2 separate regions of the Mus musculus genome follow, and region 1 is linked to region 2. The links are chromatin loops, found by intact Hi-C in ENCODE. Cell type or tissue: gastrocnemius. All regions are shown on one strand. Each heading gives the region's core, and the rest is flanking DNA. Links, peaks and the distances in the headings are about the cores only. Region 1 overlaps Tbc1d9 (TBC1 domain family, member 9). Region 2 has its middle 65 kb from the start of Tbc1d9.

The links. Hi-C counts contacts between places; a loop is a spot of excess contacts. Peaks named below come from ENCODE experiments on the same cell type or tissue, not always from the same donor. Only the 100,000 strongest peaks of a DNase experiment are listed, where the experiment ranks them.
Region 1: it touches region 2 in a loop (2.2-fold over the local background); 11 of 42 quality-filtered maps call a loop at or near these places.

Annotation. Positions count from the first base shown.
Region 1 is chr8:83,252,888-83,269,638 of GRCm38, forward strand. It overlaps Tbc1d9 (TBC1 domain family, member 9), which reads left to right. Exons shown (of 21, transcript NM_001111304.1): 11 at 571-688; 12 at 1,740-2,025; 13 at 2,908-3,037; 14 at 6,108-6,206; 15 at 6,417-6,485; 16 at 8,032-8,272; 17 at 11,960-12,025; 18 at 13,194-13,280; 19 at 16,096-16,170; 20 at 16,257-16,360. It also overlaps the pseudogene Gm17999. Among named protein-coding and RNA genes, the nearest start is that of Ucp1, 29 kb to the right of the region's middle. In gastrocnemius, for the core only: no CTCF peak of the experiment used is centred there; a DNase peak (open chromatin) is centred at 7,748.
Region 2 is chr8:83,091,774-83,108,524 of GRCm38, forward strand. No RefSeq gene overlaps it. Among named protein-coding and RNA genes, the nearest start is that of Tbc1d9, 65 kb to the right of the region's middle. In gastrocnemius, for the core only: a CTCF peak has its summit at 8,457 (motif pointing right); a DNase peak (open chromatin) is centred at 8,475.

The DNA.
Region 1 (16,751 bases), core at 3,734-11,733, 160 kb after region 2:
ACAGATGGATGGATGAGGAGAGGCCCAGACATCTCAGCCCCTGGGACAACCCTGCGACAATCAGCCATTCTCTGCCTGTGGCTCCCGCATGCGCACACTAGATAGCACAAAACAAGTTAGTGGCAGTTCTTCCATTGCAGCCCTGGCTGCCCTTCTCTTTATGGGCTCTAGGTGAGGGGGTTAGACCCTTTCTTCAGTCTGGCAAGTCCACAGAGTTCTTGGCCTGAATACTCTGATAGAATTTTAATCCTTCCCCACTCCCCTACAATCTCAGTTCTGCCCAGTTTATTGATAAGGCACCTACTTTCAGGAATAGCTCATTTCTTGAGTCTGTGCTGTACGGGTGGTGCCAGACAGATGGTGGAGGCTGCTTTTCAAATGGCCTACCCTGAGATACCACTGGTTTCCCATAGTTTGGAGTAACATAGTGAGGGGCTCAGCCCCTGGACAGTGAACAAGATTGCCACTGTGTATGTTCGCTGTATTCAGACTGTGTTTGATGGCGTCCTCTCTCTCTCTCTCTCTCTCTCTCTCTCTCTCTCTCTCTCTCTCTCTCTCTCCTTCCCTCAGGCCATGAACATTGTCACTTCAGTGCTACTGCTGTATGCCAAAGAGGAGGAGGCCTTCTGGCTGCTTGTGGCCTTGTGTGAGCGCATGCTTCCCGACTACTACAACACCAGAGTTGTAGGTATGTGGGGCTGGGTTTAAACACCTTAGCCTGCCTCCATAGGAAAAAGATTGTAGCAGTGTATTAGTTCTCCTCCTCAGAGCTGCGACACGACGCCTGGCCAGAAATCAACTTAGGAGAGGAAGGGCTTGTTGTGGCTCAGAATTTGCCCACACAGGGCAAGTCACGGCATGGCGGTGGGAACCAAAAGCGACTGGTCGGTCACATTGGGTCCCAGTGTGCAGAGAAGGGACATTAGTGCTCAGTCTGCTCTCTCTTATTAATGTAGTCCAGGACCCCAGCCCTGGGGACAGCCCACATTTTGGGTGGCCCTTACCACTGTAGCTAGACTTCTCCAGTAACACCTTCCTGAGGATGCTCAAAGGTGTGTCTCCTGGGTGATTCTAAAGCCAGAAAAACTGACCATTGCATGTGTGGTATCAGTTTAAAATGTCAGCAAGTCAGTGGTGACTGTGTACAGCTAGAATCTCTTTGAATTAAAAAAAATATATATATATATATAAATTTAAAAATCAATCTATGTCTTGGGACCCCATAGCTACAGTGTTTATATAAATAAGGGCTTAGTAAGTGTTTTGGTCAGTTCTTATTGTGAATTTGTCATAGCCCAGGATCACCTGGGAAGAGATTCTCTGTGAGACGTTGACTAGACCCTCAGGTGAGCCTGTGGGAATGTCTGCAGAGGATTGTCTTGCCCACCGTAATTCATGTAAGAAAGCCCAGCCTGAGTAGGGGAGCAGCACCATTCCCTGTGTTGGGGCCCTGGGTTAACTATAGAGAAAGCTAACTGAGAACTAAGCATGAATGTGTTCATTTCCCTCTCTGCTCTTGCCTGTGGCTCACACAGGTTCATGTAGCCTTGGCTTCCCTGAAGTGATGGACTGTACCCTGGAGCTATGTGCTCAATTAAACCCTTTCTCTCTTAAGTCACTTTTGGTCAAGGTATTTTTGCCATGAGCACAGAGACGAAAGCAGAACATGGTCCATCCATTTGCTGAGGTTCTCCAGTAAGATGCAGGGCTAACTGGTCATTTTTATGTCGTCCGTTCAGGTGCCCTGGTGGACCAGGGAGTCTTCGAGGAGCTGGCTCGAGACTATGTCCCGCAGCTGTACGACTGCATGCAGGACCTGGGGGTGATCTCTACCATCTCCCTGTCGTGGTTCCTCACACTCTTCCTCAGTGTGATGCCATTTGAGAGTGCAGTGGTGGTTGTGGACTGTTTCTTCTATGAAGGAATCAAAGTGATATTTCAGCTGGCTCTCGCTGTACTGGATGCCAACGTGGATAAACTCTTGAACTGCAAGGACGATGGAGAGGCCATGACTGTTTTGGGAAGGTACCGTGCTATAGCTGGCTCTGGGGCCACCTCATGAGTTTGACTCCATTGAGCAAAAGGCTTATTGGTCTCTGTGGCCAAGGACATGTTTTCACATGCTTTTTCCTTTTGAATGTGTATTTATTATCTGGATGTTTATGGTATTATATATGTTCTGTTATATATATATACTATATATTATATACATTGTATATACCTTCATATATGTGCATATAGATGCATGTGTGCACATGTGCTGAAGGCATTGAATATCTTCGTCCATCACTCTTCACACATTCTTTTGAGGCAGGGTCTCCCGCTGAACCTGGGACTCATGTTTCCTTGGCTAGGTTGAAAGCCAGTGAACCCCTGAGATCCTCCAGTCTTGTATCTTTGCCTCCCTTGGAGCTGGAGTTACAGTGTCCTGGTGTGTTATGTGAGTGCTGGGATTCAAACTCTGCTCCGCAGGATTATACAGCAAGTGCCCTTAAGCCTTTAACCACTGCCCCAGCTCAATATCCTTTTCTTTAAAAATGAAGGGGGTTTCTGTTCTTAAGAAAAATCTTAGTGAGACCTGGTGTTGCACACTGTAATCTGAGCTGCTCAAAAGGCTGAGGCAGGAGAATTATATATTCAAAGCCAGCCTGGCCAATTTAATGTGGACCAATCCCAAAATAAAAAGTAAAAAGGGGGCTGAGGCTGCAGAGTTGCTCAGTACGCACAACGACCCAGGTTCAGTCACAACGACCCAGGTTCGGTCCCCAGTGCTTCAAGGAGAGATAAACAAACAAGCAAAAGAAACAAGAAGCTCTTAGATTTTTGTTTCAATGTGCTCAGTTTGAGATCTACACCCGAGGCCTTCTAGTTCGTTCCTAGTGACAGCTGGTTTGTATCTCGTCTAAGGTACCTAGACAGTGTGACCAACAAAGACAGCACCCTGCCTCCCATCCCCCATCTCCACTCCCTGCTCAGTGACGACGTGGGGCCCTACCCTGCCGTGGACATCTTCAGACTCATAGGGACGTCTTACGAGGTAGGTTTTGCTTCCCAGCCATGTGGTAAAGGTGCCCCAGCGTCCCCACCCAGCTCGGGTGGGCTTCTGCTGTGGTCATAGAATACAAGAATCCAGCTGCTTCATAAAGATTAAGGCTGGATTTCTCATAATCCTAGAACAGTGGTTCTCAGCCTTCCTAATGCTGCCACCATTTAAAACAGTTGTGGTGACCCCTCAACCACAAAATTTTCATTGCTACTTCATAACTGCAATTTTGCTATGTTATGAATTGTAACATAAATATTTGACGTTTGAGCCCTGTGAAAGGGTCATTCGACCCCTACAAAGGTCATGACCCACAGGTTGGAACCCTAAGGCTGGCCAGGACCTTTACAGATGAGAGCCCCAGCTTTCTCATCAGAAAGATGCATAGCATCTTGTCCACAGGAGGCAGTCCTTCTAAGACCTGTAGATAAGGCCTTTCCCATCAACCCTGCAACACCTGGGCATTCAGTTTCAACAGGAGTTTGGAGACGGACAGAAATCCTGTCCCCTCTTTACATTGGTTGTCTGAGGCAGGTGACTACCTGAAGATAAAAGCTTTGGTCTCAGAGAAGGCTGCTGAGTGTATATTGGGATTTCTCATGAGCCTTAACTTGTGTTGTAAATGGTGTAACAAGCTCTGGCCTTCTGACACCTGATCTAGAAGCGTGTCAGATTCAGCACTTGGTGAACAGAGGCGCAGTCCCAGGAAATCGTCACAAATAATTCATTGCCTGTTCTTACACTAAGCAATGAGAACACCTGGAGTAGACAGTTGCGGATATAACAATTATTTATTTATTTTTAATTTATTTTTCGTTTTACTGAGAAAAAGTCTTGTTTTATATCTTGGCCTGTCCTTGAAGTGTTCCAGTTTTCCCACTATAGATCACTGCGCAGTTCATAGCCAATTAAAAATCTTTACTCCAGCCATCAGGAACCACACCCAGGTATTCAGGGAGCCAGATGTGACCCCAAGTGTCCAGAACGTTGGGATTTTAAAGGCAAAAACCACATCCTGATTTTTGGCAGTTTCAGCAGAAGCAGCTAAGATAAGCAGCTAGCTGCAGGGGGGTCTGTACAAAACAGGCTAAGACAAGCTAGAAAAGTTACCTGGGGCATCTTGATCTTAGGATCTTGAATAGAGCTGGGTAATTTTCCACGGGATTCTCCATCAAGGGGTCATAGCTCTGGTCAAGCCTACAGTGGCCTTAGCAAGAATTCAAAATGGAGGAGCTTTTGCGCTGCCTTTCCTTGTACGGAAGTGAAGTCAATCCTATATGTCAGCCTCTTGAGGCCTTAGAAGTCCTGTGCTGCTACATTTGTCCCCCCTCATGGCTACTGTGGGGTTGGGGGTGTCTTTCGAGTACATGTGTGTTTGTGTATGTGGGAACTGTAGAGCAATCTCATGTCCTTCCTCAGGAGCCAGCTGCCTTTGTTTTTGAGACAGGCTCTCCCCCTGACCTGGAACTTGCTCAGTAGCTAGATTGGCTGGGCGGAGCCCAAAGCCTGTCATCAGAAACACCTACAATATTAGTAAAAGGGCACGGGTGGATGTGCCTGAGGGCATTCCAGAGACAGGTGGCCCATGAGGGCTTGGGGCTAATGAATGGATGGTTTTACAGTGTGATGGAGTGACTGGGGGTGGTAGGGGGTAAGAGGCAGAGCCTCATAGGAGGAAATAGATCAGTGGGGCATCTCCCAGGGAGCTCTGTCCCTGCCCTCAATTTCCACCCTTTCCTGTCCTCTGATCACCATGATGTGAGCTGCCATATTCCACTGTGTCCTTACCCCATAACGCATCCTCTGAAACCATAGGCCAAAATTAACCACTCCTCCCGTAAGCCTTCTCTGATGGGTGTCATCGTGGTCACAGGCGTGGACAAAGGCCATCCATACACATGCAGACCACTAGGGCGGAGTAGCCCACAGTCATAGGGTTCCTGCATGGCTGCCCCACCTGGATGAAGGAAGATGCTTTCTAGTCCTGATACTCTCAAATCAGCCCAAACTGCTGCTGCATTCCAGACTAGGAGTCAGGAGCTCCTGGGGCAGAAGGACCCTAAGACAACTCTAAGGGCCCCTTAGAGCTGGCAGTTTGTTGGGTCCTGAGGTTCAGTACCTGTTTACTCTATGGCCTCTTATTTCCTAAACTTTGGGTCTTAAACAATACATTAGAAAGCACAAATGTTGTGCCTTCTGTACAATGGCTTTTTTCATCAATTGTTCCCTGCCTTTTGTGAGACAGGTTCTTCTTTACTAAACACAGAGCCGCACAATTTGGCTGCCATTCCAGAAAGCCCCATAAATCCCAGTCTCCCATCTTCCCAGTAATGGTATTATTGGTTTTTGGGTGGCAGGGATTTGGTATGGCTTCTGGGGATTAGAACTCGGGTCCCCAACCCTGACTGGCAAGCCCTTTGCTGGTGGTCACTGTAGAGCAGTCTCTCCCTGAGCTGCTGTTCAGATCAGAAGATGTCCCCACCCTGGGAACTTTTCTCTCCTAACTGACTTAACTGACTTAGCTAGAAGGAAACGATAACTTGGCAGACTTAGTGGGAGTGAATCTTCTCGTCATTAGGGAGTGGCAATTCCTACCAACTCCTGAATTGGGCTGTTTAGGAGAAATAAATATTAAGATTTGGTTTCTTGTCTGAGTTAGGAAGACATCAGGCAGTGCTAGGTGTTAGAGTTTGGAGAGATAGCCAGCTCACACAATGCCCGTGTGGATAAAGGAGCATGGAGATCGGCAAGTGTTCCTCCCTACCTCCTCCTCTCTGAGCCTTAGAGCTCCCCATGCCCGTAAGTGATTAACCACAAGCCTCAGATCCAAGCTTTCTTCTTGAGGGGCTTTCACTCGAAGAAGACACGTGTGACTTTGAAATTTAGTTCTGTCACTGGGTATAGGACAATCTCTACATTATTGATTTACAGTCCCTAAATGGCTTTCTCATCACTGTCACAGAGTCGTTCGTCCTGTACCGCAGGTGTTTCCACCAGTCTGTGCATGTGACCCTGCGTGCTTGAGCACATTTTTTTCAGAAACACCAAAATTCCTCCTTTCTAGAAATTTGGAACTATCCGGGCCGATTTGATTGAGCAGATGCGATTCAAGCAGAGGCTGAAAGTGATCCAGACCCTGGAGGACACCACCAAACGCAATGTGGTAAGCCCCGTGAAGGGCAGCGGGGAGGGATGGGCGGTGGGACGGGGGCGGGGCAGGGGCGGGGAATACCTCACTTTGCCCCTCCCAGCTCACCCTCCTGCTGCCGCCCCCCCCACCCCCCCAACCCCCGCTCCAGCTTGGCAGAATTTGAGAAAGAACCTAGAGGCTTTCTTGGTGTGCCATGTTTTGAGTCTGCGCGCTCCCTTACAGGTACGGACCATTGTGACGGAGACGTCCTTCACCATCGATGAGCTGGAAGAACTGTACGCTCTTTTCAAGGTGAGTTTCAAAGTAAATTCAGAGGGATGAAAAGAACTTAATATGATGAAAAGAAGCCGTAATCGCTCAGTGAGTCCTTGATCTTTCTGTTCGGTGATTTGGGGCTTCCCTGGGTCGCCAATATACATGAGAAGGAAGACAGAGCCGGGAGAACAAAGCTGTCCTGCTAAGTAGGAAGAGTAAATTGGCTCTCAGCATTAATTTAAGTGGACATTTTAGCTCTCTTCCTCACCATCTGGTACAGTTAGTTTTCTTGGACCTTAGGACATGGGATCTTGAGTTCTAAAACTCCATAGACCAGTGGTGATCAAAGTTCAAATTCTGCCTGAAATTTCTATACCTACTAAGCTCCTAATCACCCTTTAAAAAATGTATAGCTAGAAGCAGCAGCATGGTATGTAGGAGACGTGGTTAGAGTTCACTGTTTCCCAAGTCCCCTGGCGGTGGTGGCCAGTTCTGTTAGTGCTGTGGTGATGCAGAACATCACGGAAAAGGAGGAGAAAATCTTCACAGCATGGCAGCCAAGGAACAGAAAAACACTAAGAGAGGTCCAAGACAAGAGAGAGTCCTCTAGAATATGACCCACTTCCTCCAACCAGGCTCCACATCCAGAAGTTTCCGTCATGCCCCGATAAAGCCAGCAAATGATTAATCCACTCATGAAGGAAGACCAGGCAATTGTGACTCAGTCACATCTCAGTGATGGGATCCATCCTTCAGGGACCAAGTTAACAGCATATAGCATTGTTGTGGGGATGGCTCATAGCCAAACCCTAACAAAAACTGTCTACACGCCTAGCGAAGGGCATCATGAGCTTAAATTCCTGTGGTTTCCATTTGTTCGTTGAGCCACTATTGGTATTGATCCTTAATAAGGATCAATAAGGATCCTTAATAAGAAAAATATAACCTAATAAGTTTTAAATGTGATTCTTCTACAGAAGTTTTTTGTCTTCTCTGGTCAATGTCACGGGTTGGAGTGTGGCAGTTAACACAGTACTTGGGAGTTGGAGGCAGGAACATCAGTTCAAGGGTGATGCCAGCCTGGATTGAGTGACACCATGACTCAGAAACAAAAGCCACCAGCAGATCTCAGTGTGGTTCTTTTGAGCAGGTGAAAAGATGATCTAGGAACAAACATAGAAGAAAGCATGGACATCCTGTAGACAGCTCTTACAGGAACTGAGCATAGACCTGAAGGGTCTCCCTAATGCGCCCTCCTACATCTTCACCACTAGAGGGCGCCAGTGTCATTTTTCCTCTCTCCCCTGGTAGGGAGGCCAGATGTGTATTGACTCGATACACAAGTCAAGCTCCTGCACTCTTCTGATGAAACACTGATTTCTATCCACCGCATCAGGAAACCACTGCTGAGCCTAGCTCTTCGTTCTCACCATGGTATCTTCTAGACTTACAGTTTCACAAGCTAGGTGCTCCTGTGTATAGTAGGAGGCCCACACACAGGCAGATTGGACACTGTGCCTAGGGTAACAGCAGTGGTCTGGGGCTGTATGAGTGACAGTAACCACTTTGCAACATTTTTCAGGCTGAGCATCTGACCAGCTGCTACTGGGGTGGGAGCAGCAATGCCCTGGACCGACACGACCCCAGCCTGCCTTACCTGGAGCAGTACCGCATCGACTTTGAGCAGTTCAAGGGCATGTTCGTGCTGCTCTTTCCCTGGGCGTGTGGCACACACTCCGATGTGCTGGCCTCCCGCCTGTTCCAGCTGTTAGATGAGAATGGAGACTCCTTGATTAACTTCCGAGAGTTCGTCTCTGGGCTGAGTAAGGATGCGATATTCTTGTATGAGCTGGGTGGGGACAATGGGGGTGTCACCTGGGGTTCCCCTCGATAGCACTCAGGGTCCCCACACTGAGTCTAGAGGAAGGAAGAATGCATACAAGGTTTGCATGCTAGTTGTAAGATTGTGTCTGGTTAATAGCTGTATTAATGGGTAATCTACAGCCCACTTGACACATGAGACAGATGGGGTTTTTTTTTGTGGGTTGTTTAGTTAGTTAGTTTGTTTGTTTGTTTGTTTTGAGATAGGGTTTCTCTGTGTAGCCCTGGCTGTCCTGGAACTCACTTTGTAGACCAGGCTGGCCTCGAACTCAGAAATCCACCTGCCTCTGTCTCCCGAGTGCTGGGATTAAAGGCGTGCGCCACCACGCCCGACCATGAGACAGATGTTGATATGAGTTCAGAACATGTTATCAGGGCGCTTGTAAGAAGATTCATCTGGTGAAGGTGCCTGCTTCCAAGTCTGATCTGAGTTCCCGTACCTTCCTGGTGGAGAGGGAGGGCCAACTCTCACAGAGTGTTCTCTGACCTCCTTCACACAGGACTGTGGCAAATACACACACACACACACACACACACACACACACACACACACACACACACACACACACATGCACACACACACCATAGACATAAATAACTAATATGTAGGCTTTTTAAAAAAAATACATGAATAGAGAATGCATATGGCAGTAAAATGCTAACATATCCTGTCAACCCTGACAGGTTTCCCAGGGAAAAAGGAATAGCTAGATGGTGGATTGGATTGTTTTACAAAACAATATAAAAATTAAGAGATACCCTATATAGAATAATCACATATAGGTAAGCCTTTGTAATATATGGTTTCATAATATTTCTAAGTAACATCAAATCTATTTTAATTAAAGACTGGAAAACCATAGCATAAATGGAAGTCTTTGCTGTCTGTTTCCTGGCTAAAGGACTGTCTATAAGTGGGATATGTGCACACTCTCACAAGGACTGCGTCTGGCTAGGACACGCACACATATGCGCACACATGCACACCAGACACCTGACCAGCAGGGTACAGGATGCTGGCTATCTACCAGCTTTGCTCACTTCTCTGCTGTGATTGGACCTTTATTCCATTTATAATGGGATGGAGAAACTGTTGCGTGGTAAGAGAGCTTGGCCCACTCGATGTGAAGTCAGAAGTGTAGCAAGCCTTGTGCCTGGACGTCAGGATGAATTTTTCTGAGGGAATTGTGCCTGTCTGTTATCTTGTGCATCCATCCCTTTTCTCATCCCTGTAACAAGATGACCTACAACTTAAGCAGCTTAAGCTGGAAGTGTTTCTTTTGGCTCACAGTTTGAGGGCACAGTCCATTTCAGCGGGGAAGCATCAGCAGCGTGCATATGAAGTGTCTGCCTGGTCACTGGATGCAGTCAAGAGCAGGGACATCAGTGCTGGAGCTCTCAGGCTCAGCTCCGTTCAGTCTGGGACCCCAAGCCATGTTATGGTAGCGCTCATATCTAGGATGTGCCTTCCCACCACAGTGAACGTAGTCTAGAATCTGCCTAGGTGATTCTAGGTCTGATTACACTGGCAGTCATCAGTAGTAGCCAGTTGTGCTTGCATCCTATGCTTGAAGTGATATATCCAGGCAATGATGCAAGACTAGGTTTAGAGTCAGTGATGGCTCCAGACAGCACTCTTTCTCTATAGGTAAAATGTCTAGAAGGTCAGAGGAAGCCGGAAGTGTGTTGCTTGGAAAAAGTCTTCTTAGGTTAATTCTGTCCTCACAGTTATGTGAAGCCTTGTGCACATACTTAGGGTAGGCTTGTCTGGAGGAGTTTGAAGTATGCATACACAATGCAAACAGCCCTTCGGACTAATGATGGCACTGAACAATTGTACAGTATTTTTCATGTCAGGCTCTAATGCAGTGGTTTCTATGTATGTATTTATTTGCCCTAAGGCACAAGTTACAAACTTCAGGTTTGAATTCTGACAGCCCGTAGGCATAGTTTGTGCTGTAACTGTCACACTGAGTGAGAAAAATTATCACTGGTCTCAGTCCATTTTAGCTATTCTAACAAAATGCTTTTTAGTCCGAATAATTTTTACACAAAAGAAATAAATTTCCCATAGTTCTAGAGCATGACTGGCCCAAGATCAAGAGAACATCACATTCCATTTCTGTGGTGAACAGTTCTCTCCATGTACTGATGCATGGTGGAAGAGCAAGCAGCCACCCGTGAGTTCCTTCAGTAAGGACTCCAATTTCCATGGCAGCACTGTCCTGACCTACTCAAAAGCCAATGGCACCATCATACTGGAAGTTAACATTCAGAGCAGGCCTTATGAGGTGACAGCAACATTTCAGGTCACAGGTTATCTGCCTACCCACTGATGGCCTGCTTAGGGTTTTACTGCTGTGAACAGACACCATGACCAAGGCAACTCCTATAAGGACAGCATTTAATTGGGGCTGGCTTGCAGGTTCAGAGGTTCAGTCCATTATCATCAAGGCAGGAACATGGCAGGGTCCAGGCAGACATAGTTCAGGAGATGCTGAGAGTTCTACATCTTCACCTGAAGGCTGCTAGAAGACTGGCTTCCATGTGGTTAGGAGGAGGGTCTCATTGCCCACCCCTACAGTGACATACTTCCTCCAACAAGGCCACACCTCCTAATAGTGCCACTTCCTGAGTGAAGCATATTCAAACCATCACACAGAAGGGACAGAAGCTCAGCAGCTTGCTGAGACTCCACTTCTTAGGCAGCAATAAGTACCTGCTGTCAGAGCCAGCTGAGAGAGCTGCATGTGGTTCACATCGGTCAGACCCAGGGTGTAAATGAGATTATCCAGCCAAAAGCTTCCCCTTTTTTCCCCATGCAGAAGACATTTCTTCTAGAACAGTCCCAAGAGGCATTGGTTCAATGTTAGCATAGATGCAGGCTATAGATAAGAACCCACGGGGATAATCATATCGTCCCTTTCCACCAGGATTCCAAGGCCTCTCTTCCCTCTTCCTGAACTGGCTCATCTTCAGTTAGAGACTTTAGTAAATACTTCCAGAAAATGTTTCTGATTCCAGGAGCAGCTCAGAGTTTAAGGAGAGAAGCACGACTCTTTTAATTAAACCTTATAAAGGCAGAATAAATTAAAATGAAGGCTAGAACAAGTTAAAAAAATATTTCAGGGAACTCAAAAGCATTGAGAAAGGATTTCTCAAGTAAGGAATTTGGAGTTAATCTTAAATGTGCTCTTCATACATTTCTGATTTTGTAGTTGTTTAGGATGTTAAGGCCCAGTCTTAGGATGATATATATAGTTATTAGCTAATATACTTAAAATCTTTGCATGTGCGAACGTATGTAGTTCTTTATGTGTCATGGGGTCCCAGTGTCAATTACTGGTAGATTTTTCTGTCATAATCTCACCTCACAAAGGAGAAACTGAGGCTAAAGAGAGGTGGACCCTTCTGTGGTGCACAGTTGTGAAGCACAAAGCATTTGAAGCCAGACCTCCTGGGTCAAGAGTCTTATAGATAGATAGATAGATAGATAGATAGATAGATAGATAGATAGATAGATAGATAGATAGATAGATAGATAGATAGATAAAAAAGAGCTCACTGAGCCTGGGGGGCGACACTAACCCACAGGACATATTTCACACTGGCTCTTTCTCAATTTCTAGGTGCTGCATGCCATGGGGACCTCACAGAGAAACTCAAACTCCTGTACAAGATGCACGTCTTGCCTGGTAAGTGGGACTAGGAGAGTCTGCATGCACACTGACTGGCACACATGCACACTGACTGGCACACAAGACCTGGGTCCACATCACTTCCTTTGGTAGCATCTCTCTGCCTGTTTGGATATTAGATCATCCATTCTTCCTCAAAGGCCAGGCTGAGGTGCTACTTCACATGAGTTCCTGAATGCTGACCTTGACTTGACTGTCATTTGCCTGTCTCAGAACTGAGTTGAGCTCATTGGAAGCATGACAGCCATCTTCAAGAGAAAGGGTAGCCTTTCAGGGGCATACGATAGCAGGTGGTTCCCATTCATGTATTTATTTAGTTTACACCTTAATCTCAACTTCCCCTTCCCTCCCCCCACCCCACCCTGCCCCTCCCCTCCCCTCATTCCTCCCCCTTCTTTCTCCTCAGAAAAGGGAGTGCCCCCCATGGATATATCAACCAGCCTTGGCATAACAAGGTGCAGTAAGACTAGGTGGATCTTTTATTGAGACTTACACAAGACAGCCCACTTGGGGGGAAGGCATCCAAAGGGAGGCGACAGAGTCAGAGCCTCTGCTCCTGCTGTTAGGAGTCTCACATGAAGACCGAGCTGCACAGCTGTTACATCTGTGCAGAAGGCCTAGGTCTGTCCCATGCATGCTCTCTGGTTGGTGGTTCAGTCTCTGAGAGCCTCTATGGGCCCAGGTTAGTTGATTCTGTAGGCTTCTTGTGGTGTCCTTGACCTCTCGGGCTCCTTCAGTCCTTTGAGTAGAGGTTTTGACGTTGGAGGGAACAACCAGGCACGCCGCTGAGGCTTGGAGTTCAGTTTTAAATAAGGCTGGTCTCGGCTGGGGTAAATCTATCAGATACTGAAAATCATTCACACCCCCAGATGGGAGCAAATGTGGTCTTGAGTAGCAGACAGTGTCCTATAACTGACCCAGAAAGTACTGTCTCAAAGTCTTTGGGAAATCGTTCCGATAGAGAGGAAACTCAAAGCGCGGGGGGGGGGGGGGGGGTAGAAAGAAGATGGAGTTAGAACGATGCAGTTACCCACTGAGCCCACAGATGCCTCTGAGGCCACCCGGCCCTCCATCCCACTTTGCTGACTTCAGATCTTCATCCTCCCTGTCACTCCCTGGTGTGGCGGAGCTGACCCCTCACGTGTCTGTGTCCCCTCTCTCACAGAGCCATCCTGTGATCAAGATGAGCCTGACTCCGCCTTTGAAGCCACTCAGTACTTTTTTGAAGACATCACCCCAGAATGCACACATGGTAGGTGAAGTTCTAACCCCCACGGAGACTGTTTTTGTCTCCTGTAGCGCCTGCTATTACTGGGGAGGCTTAACTCCAAAGTTAGAGAAGTCTGTAAGTAGGTTTGCCTAACACAGTCATGAGGTTTGCACACCGACCTTGCCTTCTTAGGCTCTCAGTTTAGAGGGTTCTTCTCTTATGCAGATGCTTCTGAAAAGGCCACACTGTGGAATGTCTTTACACGATGCTTCTTCAGAGCGGTTTTCTAACAGAATCCCTATCGAGTTGCTGGATGTTTCAAAACACAGACTAAAGTACACAAGATAAGCTGGAAATCTTGCTCATACAATAACCAGCTAGTCATAGCCTGGCATTTTGCTTTTCCACACTTTCCTACTAGTGTATGTGATCATGTGCACACACAGTACACCCATCTAACCTGCGATCTGGCTACTTACAAACTTCTGGTTTTGTTTTTGCTAAAATTCTGAGGACCGAATCCAGGGCCTTGCTCGTGGAAGGATTCTCTACATCTCTTTTCACGTGTGCACATGCACATGTATGTCACAGAGCATGTTTGGAGGTCAGAGAAGAACTTGCTGGAGTCGCTTCTTTCCTTACACTATGTGGGTCCCAAGGACTGAAGTCCTAAACATCATTAGGCTTGGAAGCAGGAATGAGCCCAATTTGCCAGCCCCTATTTTTATTGTTCTATTAGATGTGTGCATATATGTGCTTCATTAATTATCGTTTTCCTTAAAATGCAGTGAGAAGGTGATATCATTACATCATTAGGGCTTTTTTTTTTCTGAAAACATTGTCATTTCCTCTGATGCCCACCAAAAATCTTCATATCACAATGGGCCACCCCCCACCCCACCCCCCGTGACCTCCCCACCACTCAGACGCCTATGTTATGGTCTCACCAGAACAAGCTGTACCCAAAGTCCTTCTGCCAAGACGTCTCCGATACCGAAATCTGAATTTCTGACATGGTATGGAAGAAGGCAAAAGTTGATGAGCTCCCACTTTGTAGCCACACAGTGTCAGATGAGTTTAGGTGACTCTCTCCCTAAGCCCTGGAAGCCACCTGTGTTGGTGCCAACACAAACATGATAAAAAGTGCAAAGATGGCCTTGATAGTGAAGAGCAGCGCCACCCTTCCTATGTCACCTGCATCAACAGGGGTTTCAGTGCTGGGGCTGACAGGCTCCCGACAGCAAGCAGAGTGCCACAAAAAACCCCAGGCCACAGTGACCAGGGTTTGCTTAGCCAGGTCATCCTGTCCCTCTGCACCAAACTGCAGCATTAGGAGCATAGGGGGAAGGCCTTTCATGTAACCAAGATCAAGTTTCCTGGTTGCCCAAAATCCCAGAAGAGTTTGGCTTTACCAGGTTTAATGCAAATGAATTTCAAGTCGTGGTAGCCAAGGAGTGGTCCATCCCCAATAGATATGGGGTCAAACATATCATCAGTTTTGGGACAGGCCCTGCACTCCTGAGGGCTTCCACTGTGCTGAGTCCTGTGTCCATCAGCTCATGTGCAGTAATAAATCTCATTAGCAGCCTGGAAAACAAATTCATAGAAGGATAGTTTTTAAATGATTGCATACTAACCACTGCACGGGTTTGCTGTGCACTAAATAGTATGGGTGTCTATTTGTTTCCTATTGCCTTTTTCGTGAAGCAGGGAAGAGATGCCCTGTCCCTTTAGCTAAAACACTGCTAAGGGAGGTTGGAAATCCAGCTGTGACCGAGTTAGCTGAGAAAGTCCAGGAAGCACTCACAGCCAGCCAAATCCATCAGACTCTGAGACTGTTGTAACTCTTGTCCTCCCCAGTGTCTGTGTGTCCTGTCGTGTCCAGTTTCAAGAGGAAAACACAGTTATAACTGGGTTCTTCAAAAATGATATTTTAGAGTTGCCAAATTATGTTCTCTTGCTTCTACTATCATTCCCGTTTCCTGTGAAGGATATGTTCTTGATCCTGTTACAAGTCACAGCAGATGCTTGTGAGTCTGTAAGATCCCAGGCAGGATGGAGGAATGGAGGCTTATGGGAAATTCCACACCACCACCTCCAGTAGCTTCTAAAGACTGCATGACATCATCCATCATACATCTTTCATTGTACAATAAACCCTCTGCTGTGAGAAATAAATCTGGGGCCATCCTTCACCTAGAGGTGGAGTGTCAGATAAAATATGTCCAATAAAACTCAAATTTCTGGCTGGAGCGATGGCTCAGTGGTTATGAGCACTGACTGCTCTTCCAAAGGTCTTGAGTTCAATTCCCAGCAACCACATGGTGGCTCACAACCATCCTTGATGAGATCTGATGCCCATCTTCTGGTATGTCTGAAGGCAGCTATGGTATATTTACATACATAAAATAAATAATTCTTTCAAAAAATTCAAATGTATAAAGAATAACTTGTTTAGTATAAGTATACATCATGTGCTATTAGAAATGCACTTTGACCTACAGATTATCTGACAAGGGATGCTGGTTATGAATATGTATGTATGTATGTATGTATGTATGTATGTATGTATGTATGTACTGTGAAGATTTGTGTGTGAGTGTGGAAGCTAGAATGTATCAGATTTCTCGGAGCTGGAGTGACAGGCAATCTTAGGCCACCTGATGTAGGTTGTGAGAGTCGAACTCTGGGTCTCTCTGCAAGAGCACCATAGCATGACTAATGCTCTCCAGTCAGTGTTAACATTAGTGTCTGCTAAGTCAGGCCACCCTGCCCACAGAATCTTCATTTTCTCCTACACTAAGTCCATGATTTATATTCTCTAACACCCTTCTTCTTTCCGAATATTCCCTGATAGTTGTTGGCTTGGACAGTAGAGGCAAGCAGAGTGCGGACGACGGCTTCGTCACAGTGAGCCTGAAGCAGGACAGAGGTACAGATGTCCTCTTCTCTGTTTACCAGTCTGCTGTTCTTGTTTCTTGATCTATGAATGCTCATCTCTTGACTTTTGGGTTTTAGGGAAAAGGGCAAATTCTCAAGAAAACCGTAATTACCTAAAACTCTGGACTGCAGAAAATAAGTCTAAGTCAAAAACTGCCAAGGATTTGCCCAAGCTGAACCAGGTAAGAGACTGTTCTTTGCAGCCATATATAAACTTAGATTAAAATATCTCCTAAAGACAGCGGGGACTTGGGGGTACTTAACTATGTTCTGCTTGTATTTGTTTTGGTGTTTCGTTTTTCAAGACAGGGTTTCTCTGTGTAGTCCTAGCTGTCCTGGAACTCACAGAAATCCACCTGTCTCTGCCTCCTGAATGCTGGGATTAAAGGTGTGCACCACTGCCACCCTTTGGATTTATTCATTTTTTTAAAAGACAGGGTGTCATGTAGTCCAGGCTGGCTTCCAACTAACTATGTAGCTGAAGATGACCTTGAATTTTTGATTCTCCTGCCTCCACCTCCCAAGTGCACAGGCATGTAGCCACCATATCCAGCTTATGTGGTGCTGTGAGTT
Region 2 (16,751 bases), core at 4,357-12,356:
AGGCAAGTACGGTGATGATGCTGTTGAAGAGGGTGGGGAGCTGGGCACTGTTCAAAGTTCCATCTCCATCCCCCACAGGTTTGTATTTTTAATCATGGCTGCACTTTGGGTGGGGGGGGTTTCAGGTAGTCTGTGATAGCCACAATACTAACATCTGCTTATTACCTATTTATACGGGGGGGGGGGGGGGGGGACGCACCATACCTGTAGACCAGAGGTCAACCACAGGTGTTTTTTTTTTTTTTAATAGGATTTCTCACTGGTTCAAAAGTAGCCAGGTACAGAAAGAAGGCTGGCCTTTGAGTCCTGAGGAATCCACAAGTTTCCACCTCCCTGGGGCTAGGATTATAATATTGGGTTACCACATCCGACATTTTTTTCTTGTACTCAGAGGACACTTACTTTAAGAACTGAATCCTTTTCACAGTCCTCCATTCCTAAATGATTTTAAACAGCAGAGCCTAGGGATTAGCTAGGGGTTTGCAAAGGAAATGTAAAGGAGGTGGGTAAGGAAGTCAAGGAAGGTGACTACCACCCCTAAGAAGAAGTCAGCAGAGGCCCAGTGTGATGCAGACCCGCCACCTGCCCATCCTCGATGCCTTTTAAAAGCAGGTCAGCCTGATACCCTAAGATACCAGGAGGTGTAGAACCCAGAGATGGCTCTGTCAAAACTCAAAACACTGGGCTGTGGCCTCTGAGAGCAACTGGGTAGCCAACAGTGTTTTCCCAGCTTAGCATCCGCACGGACAGTCCATACTTACCCTGTACGCAGCTAAATAATCGAAGGGATCATTAAGAAGGATGCCTGTGTCATACTGGAAAGCACCTTGAACTTTAAGCCTCCATCAGGCCATTTTTACCATCAGATGTTGCTCTGGCATATAAAGACATGAAGCTATTATGCCCAGAATGTAGGCACCATTCATCTCAACTCCAGCCTTCACATCTTCCCAATGGACCAGGGCCTCCTATGGGCCACACGCTGGCGTATGCTCAAAATTACAGTACAGAGTCCCAAAATCAACAGGGTGGGAATATGGTACCACACAGTCCATATTAGTTGACAAAGGTTTTCAAAAGACTGCCAGAAAATCATAAGCTAACTAACTACTTTATGTATCTGCTTTTCCTGAGGCTGAACGTTGGTAGAATATTTTCTCGGGGGGAGGGGTGGTGTTTTTCAGCCCTGCCCTGGGCAGGGCCACCTGTGTACATGTACCAGCATTCAAACTGAAACTCCCAGCCAGACAGCGTTTCACACATGTGTCTTGCATGTTCCACGGACCACTTGTTCCTCCTACCTGTGATTGGGATTGTCAACTTGACTTCATTAGGAGACACCAAAAGCATTCACGAGGCACACTTTGGGATGTGTCTGTGAGATTGTTTCCAGAGAAGTTTGACCAGAACCTGGGGACACCTTGCAGGGGACTGGCACCACCCCATGGGCTGAGATCCTGACTGAACCAAAGGAAAGAGGGGAAAACAAGTCGAAGCCCAGCACTCCTGCTCTCTGCTTGCTGAACCAAGGAGATGTGAGAGATCCTGGCTGCAGGTCCCACTGCCACACCTTTCTTACCGTGATATACAGTTCCCTTCCAACTGTGAGCCATGGACAGCAAGAGAAATATTGAATTCTCTGCTTCTAGTTGAACAGGCAGGTCAAGGGGTATTACTAGGACAAGCTATGAGTGTCCTTGGGAAAGCACAGAATACCCATGTGTCAGGGAACAGTGGACAGCAACGTGGCTGTGGTGTGCGGCCTGGTTTCCCTGAGGAAGTGGAGCCCTGGTGCTTTCTATTTGAAATGACACACAGTCATCCTCTGGAGAAGGAAAGACTCCACAGTCTCATGTAAGCCAGCCAGGTCTGGGACTGTTGTTCTAAAAAAGACACAAAAATGAATTTAGTTAGTTTCTAAGTCTCAATGTATTTGAAAGCAACATTAGTATTCGGTTTGCAACACTAGTATTGGGTTTTGTTTTGTTTTATGTTGTTGTTATTGTTTTTGGTTGGTTGGTTGGTTGGTTGTTTTGCCTTATTCCAATAATACAAGAGGATTGGCTAGAGAGAAATAGGGTGTGGGAGAGGCTTCCGTGAAGGGGGGATTGTGGAGGATGAGGTGGAAGAAGGGACTGAGTGGGCAGGGGGGAGAAGATCACTAGGGTGGAGGAGAGTCAGGGTGAAGATTGGGAGGGGTAGGGATGGACAGGACTGGGGAAAGTCTGGCAGTGAAGGACTGGAGAGACGGTGGGATAGGGTAGGGATGAGGGTGAGACTGAGTAGGGATGGGGCTGGAGAAAGGGAGAGGAGTGTGAGATGTGATAGGAGATTAAAGGATAATGGGACACAGGGAGAGGAGTAAAGGGAGCGGAGGAAGAATATACATTCTCTCTCTGTGATAATTATCACCCATGCTAGAGTGTCACCAAATGAGAAATTCAGGTGACTGAGGGAGCTGTGTTCTTATGATTCATTTTCAAACAATCATCCTATTGTCCTTAGTGATTCAACAACAGAAATTGCTTTAACTTTTACTTGTGAGCACTTACTTGATGGTATAGTCTCCCTCGAGATCCACTATAACCTTCTTGACTGTGTGGAGAGCAAGAGACAGTGGCCTTTCCATTGTGCTCCCAACTGCCAGAGAACCCTTGGCTCATCATGACTACAGCTGGTAATTTCACAGCATCCGAGCCCAGAAAGACCTCCAGCTAGTGGAAACCCTTATCTGTGGGTATGCTGTGGATAAAAGCTAAGCTCCTTCACCCTCAGGTCCTTCCACAGGGGAAGGCATTCCTGACCCTCTCTCTGTGACAACATCTATAGGGTCTGACCATGGTCCCATCCCTAACCCATCCCCTGCTCTGCCTCCTGGAACATCCCTACCTTATTTGTTCTTCAGGATCTGTTATTAAACAAGAGAGAAACCAGAACCAGCTTCATTGGCAGCCTTAATATCTGGTTGCTATGAGATCTGTGTACACGACAGAGCTGTCCTTGATATGATAGATCCTGTGAGAGCCAAGGGTCTCGAATCTCTAAGAATAAAGCTTAATTCAGAGCTAGGCAAGGGCATCCATGCTTTCATGTAAGTGCTAGAGCATCCTGAGTTCCAGACTAGGAGCACAGGAGAGCTGAGCATGGGAAGAAGCTGCCTTCAATCAGGCTGGGCTTGTGGCTTTGCCACCAATACAACTTCCCATAAGCCTCACTTAAGGAGGCCTGGCTTGGGATCGGGGGGAACCGGGACTCATTCACACGGCTTCCTTACACAGGGGAAGGGAAAGGTGGTCCTTCCTTCCTCTCTTTCTCTCTTCTCTCGTCTTCTCTTTGAAGCAAGCAGGAGCAGAAGGAAATGGGCATTCACTATAGAAGCAGAGTCAAGGCTGATACTCATCTCCTGGTCTCACACCAGTGGGGTCCTTAGTGTGTGGGGAGCTGTGTACCATCTGGTCTAGAAAAGTAGAATGGTTACAACTGCATTGCATAAGCAGGGACACACACACACACACACACAGAGAGTGAGTCCCTAATGAATGCTCTCTAGTTTTACCACTGCAAACTAGAGAATGGCCTTGAAATCCCAAGGTGTGTTATTACTTTCTGTACTCAGCCCTGCAAAGTGTAAGTAGTTGTTACAGTGTAGTTTCCAAACTGGCTCACAGACCACAGCCTGCCCTTCATAGAGCAGCTCCTACTGTGTCAGAGGCTTTTACAGCAGGAAGTCAAGGAGAAGAGATCCTGGAAATAAATCACAGCAGGCAGAGATTGAGAGAAACTCCCCTCATACTGAAAAACAATCAGAACCTTTGAAGCCTCCTTCAAAATGAATATCTGAGATGCTCGGAAAGGAAGAGACATTCCTGGTCATCAAAACTGCAAGGAAGAAAAGCTACTGGACTGTGGGAGGGAACAAGACCACAGAAGTAAGCTCAGCCTTGCGTGTGTGTGTTAGCCCTACCACCACCAACAATAACCCTAGTCTAGTATCTATCTAGTAACTAGTATCTAATACCTAGTATCAACCATGAGCTTTTTCCCATATAGATAATCTAAATTGTGCAAATGTTTTAGGTTTTGTAGGCCATGTATGAAGTCTTTCACTTGTTTTCATTGTGTTTTATTTTATTTTATTTATTTATTTTATGTATATGAGTACACATATGTATATGTGGTTGTTAGGTATTGAATTTAGGACCAAGACTCGCTCAGGTCAACCCCACTTGCTCTGGTTGGCCCGCTAACTCAGTCCCTCCTTGCTCCAGCCCGAAGATTTACTTATTATTATAAATATGTATACTGTAGCTGTCTTCAGACGCACCTGAAGAGGTCGTCAGATCGCATTACGGGTGGTTGTGAGCCACCATGTGGTTGCTGGGAATAGAACTTGGGACCTTCTGAAGAACAAGTCAGTGTTTTTACCCACTGAACCATCTCACCAGCCTCATTGCTGTTGTTTTTTAATAACCACTTAAATATTTCCAGATCTTTTTGTTGTTGTTGTTGAAAATATATACTGAAATAAGACAGATGTGTGCTCCTGCTCTAGGGGACAGAATCGGAGTCCCTGGCACAAAGGAATCCATAGGAGATATGCTTAGAAGAGTTAGGTTATTCCCCAGTGCTGGCCTTGGCTCTAGTGAATGCAGGGACAGCATTACCATAGATGGGCCTCACTGTGGGTGAAGTTCCCACACCCAGTAACCTTCCTGCCCTGAACACCTGAGCTGCACATTTAGCTAAGATCATTGCATACAACCAATGCACCACAAATAATGCACACTGAAGGCAGATTTTCACTGGAGCAATAAACTCTAAAGTAGGGTCTCAAAAAAAAATTGCTAGCAAGCCAGATTCTAAGGACTCTAAGCTCATAATCAAAAATCCCAAAGCAGCTGGTATGCCTGTAATCCCAGAATTTTGGAGGCTGAGCCAGAATGATCATAAATTTGAGGTTAGCCTGGACAAGATCTTTCTCAAAATAAGAAAAATTTAAAAACTAAACATACAAGAGAAGACAAGATATAATGGGGAAGAAAATACAGAGGATAGGGAATGTGGGAAATAACAGGGACAAAGTATATAATACAAGTTCTAAGGAGCCCTCCGATTTCTAAGATATCCTAAAGTCTGAAGACAAAACCCTGAGTGTTATTTCAGGTTTCATCTGCAAAGACACCAATTAAGAAGGGAAGACAGGGCCAGGCAGTGGTGGTGCACATCTTAATCACAGGATTCCAGAGGCAGAGGCAGGAAGATCTCTGTGAGTTTGAAGCCACCCTGGTCTACGGAGCAAGTTCCAGGACATACGGAGCTCAAGGCTACATACGGAGGTCCTGCCTTGAGGAAAGCAAATTAAAGAAGGGAATGCAGAGGCACTTTAGTTGGTTGGGTTGCTCTGACTTTAGGATGATGGATTTAGAGAATCCTGAGTTTTGTCAGTGGTTTTCTTGCTTCAATGATTTTTAGAAGCTATTTAACGTTTTAGTAGGAAAGGATTATCACTTCATACTTTATCTGCAGGGTCCCGTGAAGCTTGATCCTAGCTGTGCCTCCCAGTTGACTCCATCTGAACACAGGCTGAAACCACATTGTTGATTCAAACATAGATCTCAAGAGGTAGAAAGAGGCCCATGAAGTATCATACTGGCAAACACAGGAACCAGGAGGGCCAATAGTTTCCACAAAACCAATTCCATGTTGCTTTTTTGTGCCTGATAGCACTTAGTCAACCTGACTCAAGCCAGGGTCATCTGAGAAGAGGAGACCTCAGCTGAGAACATGCCTGTATTCTGCAGATTAGCCTAGAGGGACATTTTCTTGATGGACAACTGATATGGAAGGACCCAGCCCACTGTGGGTGGTACCACTTCTGGGCAGGTGGTTCTGAACTGTATGAGAAAGCAAGTTGAGAAAGCCATGGAAAGCAAGACTGTAAGCAGTGTCCTCAATGCTCTCTACTTCAGCTCCTGCTTCCAGGTTCCTGCCTTGATTGAGTTCCTGCCTGGGCTTGTAAACTCTAAGATTGAACAAATTCTTTCTTCCCATCTTGCTTCTGGTCAGTGTTTTATCACAGCAATAGAAAAGCAAACCAGAACACCATAGTTAGTGAAAAGACCTTCTTTATTGAAAATCTGCCCTACTGGCCTTGCAGACTGACCTAAACAGGGCCCTCAAAACGGTGATCACAATCAGTACTGTCGTATAGACGCCAGGCTGTCCATCCAACAACACTTGAATGCCAGTACTAAGTGCTTTGTACAGCCCTGATCACACAGCCAGTAAGGGCAAAACTGGTCATGTGCCTGTGCTTTTTTTCTTCTTTATTAAGATTAAAATCACATCATTTTCTCTTCTCTTACCTCTAAGCCCTCTATTATGGCCCCCTCGCTCTTTCAAATTCATTGTCTTTTCTATTTAATTGCTGTTATATGCACATATGTGTATGCATAAACATGCATTCCTAAATGTAACCTGCTTAGTCTATGTTTGTAGGGATTGGCGTGCTTCCCTGGGGAAGACTGTTTCCCAAGCCTCAGGATTCCTTAGTCACCCGTGGTTCTTTGTGAAGGTTTGGTACCTCGGGGTCTTTCCCTGTCCACTGTGGCGTGTCCATTGTAGTTGTCCTTGTTCGGCTCACATTTAGGAGTCATGTTGGTGACATCTTTATGGGTGTCGCTGCTGAAGCTACTAGAAGTCACAATGTGACAACAAATTCCCTGATCCTTCATCCCTTACAATCTTTCCGTCTCCTCTTTCACAGTGTTTCCTGAGTGTTGGGTATGGGAGTTGTTTTCTTAATGTATCCATTGGGACTGGGCTCCACAACTCTTACATGCTCGTCTTAGGCTCTTGGAAGTAGTTCTTATTCTTGGCTGTTAAGGTAGTGCAGTTCCAGCATAGGTAAAACATTGGATTTCATCCCCAGCAATGATAGATAGATAGATAGATAGATAGATAGATAGATAGATAGATAGATAGATAGATACACAGACAGACAGACTGGTTTATCAACACTCATTCTATTACTTACCTTCTTTCTGAAAAGAAATGTAAGAAATTTATCTTTTTCTGTCCATATAAAATAAGAAAGGAGATATTTAAATTAACATAAAAAGGTACTGGAGACATGGCTCAGAAGTTAAGTGCACTAGCTGCTCTTCCTACAGCTGTCTGTATGTAACTCCAGCTCCAGGGGACCAAATGCCTTCTTCTGGCCTCAGCAGTTAACTGCACACACTTGGCATACAGTCCCCAAACATACACATAAATAAAAAATAAAATCTTAAACCTAGCACAGAAAGGAAGAAGGGAAAAAAGTAACTGTGGTAGAATATCTAACAATATTTCCTCAGCTGAGTGGCCAAAATTAACAGAAGTGACTGCCATGCTGATAGCAAGGTTCCTTGAGACATGAGATAAAAATGATTACATAAGAGCCTCTGTGATCTTCCTCTCCAAAAGTCCATAGTATAACCCCAGTAGAGCCATGATGGCAATGGTGCATTAGGCAAATGCATATTCTACACAATGCATGACCAAGTCCTCCTAAACACTGCCAGGTGACATCATCTTAATGAAGTTACAGGAATTAGCAAAAGATCAAAGAAACCCAAGAGGCAGGACTATTCCATATAATGTGTCAGCCTTCTTGGAATCATGAGACAGAGGACAGTAGGGGAAAACTCAAAGACAGAAACCAAAATAAAGTCTGGAGTTGTACGTGGAAACACACCAGGGTGGATCCATTCCTTAGTTGGCACAAGTGTGCAGTGGAAGAATAAGATGTGTGTAAGGAGTACAAGCTCTCCCTGGAGTGGCTTTATAATTTTTGTTAACTCTGTAATGACTTTTAAATGAGCTTCATCACATACTGTTTAATTACAAGAACACAGAAATGTGTATCTGGCCCCATTGTGGAACATCCTTTCCCACAAATGTTAGCAACACAACAGAGGACACGGTACTCTGAGAAGTCCAGATGTTCTTACAGCAGGACATTGGGGCAAAAGGTTTCTTGACAATTGGGGCAAAAGGTTTCTTGACAATCGATTCCAGTTGAATAATATATATTGTATTGTTGTATGACTCTTTTGCCTGAATGTATGTCTTGTAGCAGGTGTATGCTGGGTGCCCACTGAGGTCAGAAGAGGGTGTTGGTATCTCAGGAATGGAGTTACTGATGATTCTCACGTGCCATGTGGGTGCTGGGAATTGAACCTGGTTCCTAAGAAGAAACAACCAGGGCTCCTAACTACTGAGCCACCTCTCCAACCCCAATTTTAAGATTAAATTTTTATGTGTCTTCAAGGCAAGGTAATTGGGGGAAAACGTCAAGTGAGAAGCTGACCTTCAGGACTCATGTCAGAGTTATTCAAAAGTAGTAGCCAGATCTTCTAGCAGACTGTAAAACAGTATCTGCCCTTCCTGATGGTACTTGGTAGTTGAACCAATTCTCCCAGTAGGGGGCTCTGGTGACCATTAAATGGAAATATTTCCCTGTCATTGGAGAACATTTGGTGTATGAATTCAACAAGTTTATAGGGCAAAGAGTAACTGTCCAGAAGTTGCCCCCAGTAATATGTGCATAGTACCAAAAAGAAGGTAGCCAGCAGCAACCTGCATGTTCAAGGATGCTCATGGGGGTGAGGGTGGGAGGTGGCTCTACAGCCTGAAGGTGTCCTTAGGCCTATATATTGCTGAAACTATTAGAAAACCAGAAGTCTCAGATGTGTCTCACAATAGTGATGGTGACAGCACGCTTTTGGACTATCACCCTTGAACTTACTGGTCAACCACAAGTGTCTTTCCTATCCAGCACTTCACAAAGTTGCTTATACTTTGACTCCCTGCATCTGAACGCAGCAGCAAAGGCCTGGGTATGCTCATGTACACACACATATATGCACACATACCCAAAAACACTGATCCAAGAAAAATTACCTAATGATCTCCGACCTCTAGTAAGTCCAAGTTTAACACAGAACCGGGAACTCATTCCTTAGGTCTTGAGATGCCTTGCCCCTGACATGTTCATACTGCTTTATGCCGCTTCCCACTCTTTGTATATATTCTAACTCTATTGACTTTCTTCAGCCTCTTCAAATTCTAACACGCACAGTACTCTCTAGCCCAGGCTCTTTCTTCTATCTGAATGGCCTCTCCCTAACTCCCTTCTTCTAGTTAATCTATCCTTTAGCTTTCCCTTGGGGGTGGGGACTGTGTTTCTTACTAAATAGCACTCAGCACACCAAACATACCTACACTATTATTAGATTAATCATCCAGTCTCCTTTCTAGACTGCAAACAACACAAGTTTTAGGTCCGTGTTGTTTTCTTTGTGTCTCAGTCCATAACCAAGGATCTGGCTAGAGACTTCTAATGTGTACTCACAGAATACAGAATTGGACGAGGGACTGCAGAGATGGCACAATGGTTAAGAGCACCGCTCTTACAGAGGACTGGGATTAGTTCCCAGAACCCAGATGACAGCCCACAACTAACTCCAGTTCCAGGGAACCCTTTACCCTCTTCTGGCCTCTGAATGCCCTGCACACAGATGGTACATATACATACATGCAGGCAAAACACTCACACACATAAAATTTAAAAATCAATTAATAACTAAGAATTGAAAGAATTACCACAATACCTGACAGATATCCTATCACACTCCTATCTGATCAATGCTTTTCATTCAAAATAAATAATATAGTCCACCGAGGGGCTAGAATTAGTCCTATCTGGCTATTATACTGGGCTGTCTGGGACACCTGGGGAGGAAACTGGGAAGCATAGCATTTAAATGCTAACTAAACATTAAGAAAAAAATAGAAAAGAATAATAAGAGGACATATATTTTAAAAAATTAACATTTTCACTGGGCAGCAGTGGCAACACATCTTTACTCCCAGCACTTGGGAGGCAGAGGTAGGCAGATCTCTGAGTTCAAGGCCAGTCTGGTCTACAGAGTGAGTTCTAGAACAGCCAGGGCTACACAGAGAAACCCTGTCAAAAACAAAAACAAAACAAAAAACAAGACAAAAACACCTTGCCACCTTCAAGGCAGATCATCGGAAGTATCTCAAGATGCCTGTGCAGATGGGGACATTGCACTGGATGAGAGAAAACTGGAACACTGTGATTGACTAGGTCAAGGCTGGAAAAAGCAAGTCCTGACTCAGCTCAGCCTCTCCTGTGTCTGATGCTCATGAGAGCAGCCTGCCTGGCAGACCTGGAACTGAGGTGATCCAACTACAGAAAGTTCACATTTGCCAATCTGTTGTCCATGGAGGTCTCTAAGTGACTCTTACACCCTCCTAACAGAATGTCACTAATATTTAAAAGTATCCTTGCTGTCTACTAAAATCCAATCTCCTAAAACTGTATTACACATTTCTTGTTCCAAACATGAAATTAGCCTTATCTCTAAAAAGTGGTATGTGGAGATGCAGGCTGGGGCAGTCACTGATCTAGGCTTTTCTATAGTGCACACATTTTTATTTATGGAAGAGAGGAAGGATAGAAGAAAGGAGAGAGGGCACAGGGAAAGAGAGCAAGAAAAGCTACCTCATGACTTTATACTGATACTTCAGGTTAAAACTTAGTTCTCTGTTCAGACTCTTCCCTGCAGCAACCCTGCTTCCCATTCCTGTTAGGAAGAGAACTCCAGGGCACAGAATGGTGAGACAGAAGCGCCCATGATTACCCATTCTGTGCCACATCTACAACAAGCACTTGGGTTTCAGAGTTTACCATGACAATGACAAAACCCCTCCCCACACCCCACAGTGAAAGTGAAGTCAGAGGCTTTTAGCTTCTTCTGAAGGAATCTCTAGCCAAATGGAGTTGAGTCTGTGACTTTTGCCCTTCTACAGAAGTGCAGGCTGCTTTCTGCAAAGCGGAATCAAGTTATTCAGACAAAACTCAGTTTTGCAATTGGCATATGGATGGATGTGTGTGTGTGTATGTGTGTGATTTTAAGTATACAATTCTATTATATATTATATAACTATAATTTAATTGTCAAGCAAAGCCATTTGTCGTCAAAATGGATTGGGCATGACGTCACCTTCCTTTGATCTCAGCAAAGGAAAGGCAGAGGCTGGATCTCTATACATCGGAGGCCAGCCTGGTATGCATAATCAGATCTGCTTTGATTATCCTCGTGTGTGTGTGTGTGTGTGTGTGTGTGTGTGTGTACACAGTTCAATATTAAAACCTGAAATTTTACATTGTCCACCATTATAAACATCAAGGGCTTTAACTAAAGGATTGTGTTAAGAAGTCAGAAGAACATTCAGAGCAATGGGAGGAAGACATAAGTGAGAACAAAAATTAAACCAAAAGCTGAGGTTAGCCACGGTAGCTTCACTTCCCATAAACACTTCCTTTGCAAGGCCTGGAGAGTTTACAGCATCGAACTTCCCTGAGTGCTTGAAGAAAGCAGTTGCTGCTTCCCAGCGTCTCCTCATGCTTCACAGGATAAAGTAGAGAGCAGATGATTTGGCTCCAATTAGACTCAACTCAGACCACCAGGCGACCCAGGCTTCATTAGCGGCCTGCTCACCCTGCCCCTGCAGAGACTCATTAGAACAATGAAAACTAGACTGCTGGACAGACGAGAGGAAGAACTGTGGCATGGGAGAGAGCCACGACTCCATTCATCACTGACCCATTGGCATAAGAGCCAGCCATGACTACATTCATCACCAACACACTTGGCATTTGTGAATCACTTCTCATTTCTTAGTCGCAGGAACAAATTAAACCCAATTTCCTTGCTGGGACTAGTAGCCACAGTAAGGGCCTGGGCAGTTTTCTCGGCATCATTATTCCTTCAGAAAAATCATCCAGTCTGGTGTGGTGTCATATACCTGTAATCCCTGGACTCTAGAGGCAGAAGCAGGAGGATTGCCACAAATAACAAGTTCCAAGCCATCCAGGCCTACACAGCAAGAACTTCTTTATTTTAGATTAATTATTTATTTATTTTATATGTATAGGTTTGCTCATATGTATGTCTGTGCACCACATGCATCGAAAAAGGGTGTTAGATCACCTGGAACTGGAATTAGAGACAGTTATAAGCCACCATGTGGGCACTGAGAATCGAACCTGGGTCTTCTACAAGAGCAATGAATGTTCTTAATGCTACTCTTATGTTTGCTCGCATAAGCATTTCCTAAACAACAACATAGGACCTAAATGGGAAGCCTGACATGATGGGGCTCACTTCATTTCTCAATTACTATTAGCTGAGTACAGTAGGAGACACACATAGCTCTAGACTTATGTCTCGAGATATAGCAGAAGCACACACAATAGAGACAAGAAGTAAATTATCCACATATTACCAGGCAGTAAGTCACATATACAAAAAAACAGAAATGAAACCAGCCAGTCATGCTAACACATGACTATAACACAAACTCTCAGAAGGCAGAAGTAGGGAAAGATCGCTTCCAGTTTTAGGCTAGCCTGGGCTTACATAGAGAATTCAAGGCAGCCCTGTACTGGATTATTTAGCAATACTCTGGAAAAAAAAAAAGACATCAGAGAGGGAATCTAGGAGGTAGGTGTGAGAATGCACTTATATTTGTCAACACTGCTTCAGGGCAGTCAAAGTGAGTGGGTGATCAGAGACAAGACCTAGGACAATGACTTTCAGGATAGTAAACCTCCTGCTAATGGCTAACAGGCTCCCCAGCACCGCCATGATTATGCAACCAGAGTATAGGATCTGTGGTATTCTCTCTAAACCAACAGAGAAACCATTTCAAACCCAAAAGGAAAATAATGACTGCAACACATTCTCCAATGAGCAAAGATCTTCCTGCCTTCCCCATTTGTTACCTGGGCCTGGCCCATGGAATGTGTTCAGTTGTTCAGTGATTGGCCAAATGATTACCTGGCTCATACACATAAAGCCAAACTCAAAACAAGTAAGCAATACCCTGAACTCTTTGTGTCTTGGCAGAGCTCTGCCTTTCTGCCCTGTTCATTAGGATCAGGATGCCCAGAACAGAGACAAGGGAGACAAGGATATGCTTGAGGAAGCCTCTTTAGGTGGTGGCCCCTATGCAATGTCAGTATCTCCACTCAGCTGGAATCTTTTGCCTAAGCAGTTCTTGGGACATCTGCTCTGTGTTATCCAGGGTTACACTCTAGAGATATCTGCATTTGTCATGGTCTCCTCCTATACAATGTATATTCCGCTTATAATTATAAGAACTTTATTAGATTGGCTCACACAATCTGTGCCACAATGACTATCTGCGCAATGGAGAAGCAGAGAATTCTGTAACTGCTTGGCCCTAGAAGTTGGAAGCTTGAGAACAAAATTGAAAAATGATGCTGTCCCAGTCTGAGATTTAATGCCTGGAAGCATCTTGGAGAGTGTCTGACTAGGATTCTGAAAGGATGCAGAAGGCAAAATTGTGTCCATGAGTGACACAAGCAGCAATGTGCACATCTGCTCCAGAGTAGTAAAGCTTGCACCTACTGGTTGGTTCCCTCCTTCCTCTACCTTTGTTCCATTCAAGGCTCTAGCCTATTGGACAGTGCCATCCACGTTCAAGGCAAGTCTTCCCCCTTTAAGGGCTGGCCCCTTTGTCCATTTTCTGTCTCTGGAAACACCATCATGGATACAGCCAGAAGGTGCTTTGATAATTTTCTAGGTTCCAATCTGGTTGACAACCTGTTCCAATCAGGTTAGCAATCAAGATTCACCATCCCAGTAGGTAACATTCCATACCAGACAGTCCACAGCATGGTACCAATGAACTAAACCTGCTGGTGTTAGCATTCTGTCTAAACTCCACCCTACAGTTAACCTGGCAACAGCCAGGTATGCTCCTCCCCACAGTTACCTGGCAACAGCCAGGTAGACCTGACTCACTAAGTATGGCTAAGTCAAGTGTCTCACCACTAGCAAATAGAATGTGGCAAATATGATGCTATATGTCCTGCTTTCATTCATGTTACTGTAATAAAATACCCTAATAAAAAATAGCCTAGGGAAGAAGTTTATTTAACTCACTATTCCAGGTTGTAGTTTATCATTGCTGGGAAGTCAAGGCAGAAACATAATACAACTAGTCATATCCACAGTCAAGAGCAGAGACAAATGGATGAATGAGTGTTTACTTATATTCAGCCCCCTCTTTACACTTAATAAGCTGCAGGATCTCTCTGACTAGGGAATGATGCTGCCCACAATGGGCAGTATCTTCCACTTCAATTATCAAGAATAAACAAAACATGTTCACAGGACCAACCTGATTTAGACAATCCCTCATTGAGACTCTCTTCTTGGGTGATTATAGATGGTGTGAAGTTGACACTTAAAACTAGCCATCACATGTCACTTCTTCGAATAAATTACAAAATGTCTGCAATTTCCATCTTGTCCTTTTTGTTTCATTTTCACCTAAGCTGGAAAAAGCAAGAGGCCAGACTGTGAGTGGTGCTGTGGAAGGGCTCATATGACAAAGAGCTGATAGGACAATATGTGCCTGTGTGCCTTGAATGAAGGTACTCCACATAAGCCACAGCAATTACCTTCAGGAAGCTCAAATTAGTAGACTATCTGCATGCTATGTAGATAATAAGTGTTCCTTGCTGCACTGCATATTAGAGGCTGTCATAATCAACATAAGATCTTTGTTTTTGCTTTTGTTTTCTTCTTTCTCTTTTAAATTTTTCTGCTTCTCTTTAGAACTAAAGTTCTAGAGTCTTCAAGCCTCTGAGAGCCACTCTCCATGCAGGAGGATTAATACCTATACGAAACAGAAATAGGCAACTGTTGCTTCAGATGCAGCAGAAACATGATGAGACCTCTCAGGTTACTGCAAAGTCATGGGAAAGAAGTGACTCAAGGATCCTGTGTTCCAACTTATGACTCTAGCTATTACAGTAACACACCGTGTTTTCCTATGATTCTATAAGAGTGCCATGATTTTCCCTTGACAGAATATCTAGTTACATTCTACCCATCCCTCTGAGTCTACTTCAATGTTGGGAGGTTCTCCCAACTCCTAGACAGGGTTAGCACTTTCTTCTATTCTGTGTACTAGCTGATGGCGGAATATTCAAAGGATGACTCAGAGAGCAATACCAAGGAAGTCATGTTGAGCAAACTTGCGTCCCTGAACAACTTCAAGGAGCAGAGATTCCCCTGCCCTGCCTAGAACTGTGACATGGTAAGAAGAAATCAGCCTTTATCAAATGAACCCTGTAAATTTGGGTACCATTTATTAGAGCATTGGCTTGTACTTACTGAGCAGGAACCCATCTACAAAGCATCCCAGTGAGTCAGGAAACACCGTTAGCCCCAGGAGAGCCTCTTGGCTCATCATCACATCTTCAAACCTTGATATTGGGATCATCTTGGTGCAACAAGTGTACAAAACCTGATCCAAAGACAGCCAGGTGGAGACTGTCTTGTGCAGGCAGCCAGGTGGAGACTGTCTTATGCAGGTAGCCAAGAAGTGGAGGGTCACTTCTGCACTAGGTAGAGCTTGAGCATAAGACCTCACCTACACAGTGGCACACTTGCTCCAACAAGGCCACACCTATTCCAACAAGGCCACACCTCCCAATACTGCCACTTTCCACAGGCTAAGCATATTCAAACCACCACCCTAAGAATACTTAAAAACCCCAGTGAGTTCAATTCTTGAAAGAACAGAGACCTGTAAGAGACATCACTGGTGTGCTGTAGCTCCCTCAGTATGTTTATACTGGTCACTCCTCGACACTGCATCCATATGTCCTCGAAATAGCTCTAGGCTGGGCCTGCCAGACCAGCAGAGACAATCAGATCCCTTCCAGAAGAGTGTATGCTTTGACATTAGATCTCATCTTCTTCTAGGACTGGGAACCATCTAGACTTGTAATGAAGTGGCAAAAAGATAAGGAGATTTACATTATGGGCAGGGAAAGAAGCCCCTTTACCCCCATAATTCAGTTGGACTCTCAATGGACAGCAAAGATTTCAGTGCAATTATCAGCATTTGCTATGAAGTAAATGCTTACTTCCCACAGTCTGCTCTTCCTTTCATGTACAGACATTTTATGTTAAAGTAGAAGTGAAGCAGGCTCAAGACCTGTATGCCTACAACCTTAGTCAGGAACCATTCCTTCTTCCTTGACATTTGCCAGAAATCCCAAACAAGACGAGTAAGACACCAGGTCAATGCACTTAACTGAGTTTAAGAGCAGTATAAATACAGATGTTGCTAGTGATAGCAAGGAATAACGCGGAGAAGTTGCTAGCTGTGATTCGTGAGATGTACCATTGACAACAGATGTGGAAACAAAATATGTGTAACAGACTTAAACTGTAAAGGCATCCTTCTTCCTGAGGGGAAAAAGTAACAGAAAACCAAGGACAAAGGAAAGCAAGGAAATATAAAGGGTCTTCTGTGGCTTGTCTATCGGTAGGAAAGTACTTGAGAAGGGAGGAAAACAAGATGCCTTGCAGCCTTCTGAGGAAAGGGAAATTTACAGTGATGTGTAGAAGTGTGTTGAGACCTCTCACAGGATTGTGTCAAATGAAATCTGCAAGCCTCCTAATTAAACTGGGAGGAGCTCAGCAGGCCAGCTCCTTCATGAAGTCAGGACCTGCACTGTGCTTACAACAAAGGGTGTTTGGAAAACTTTGCTTTGGTGAGTTGGTTTCATTCACCCCCTCGCACTTGGGTGCAAGTTCCAGCTCCCTCTGTTTTCCCTGGGGTAGGAAGAT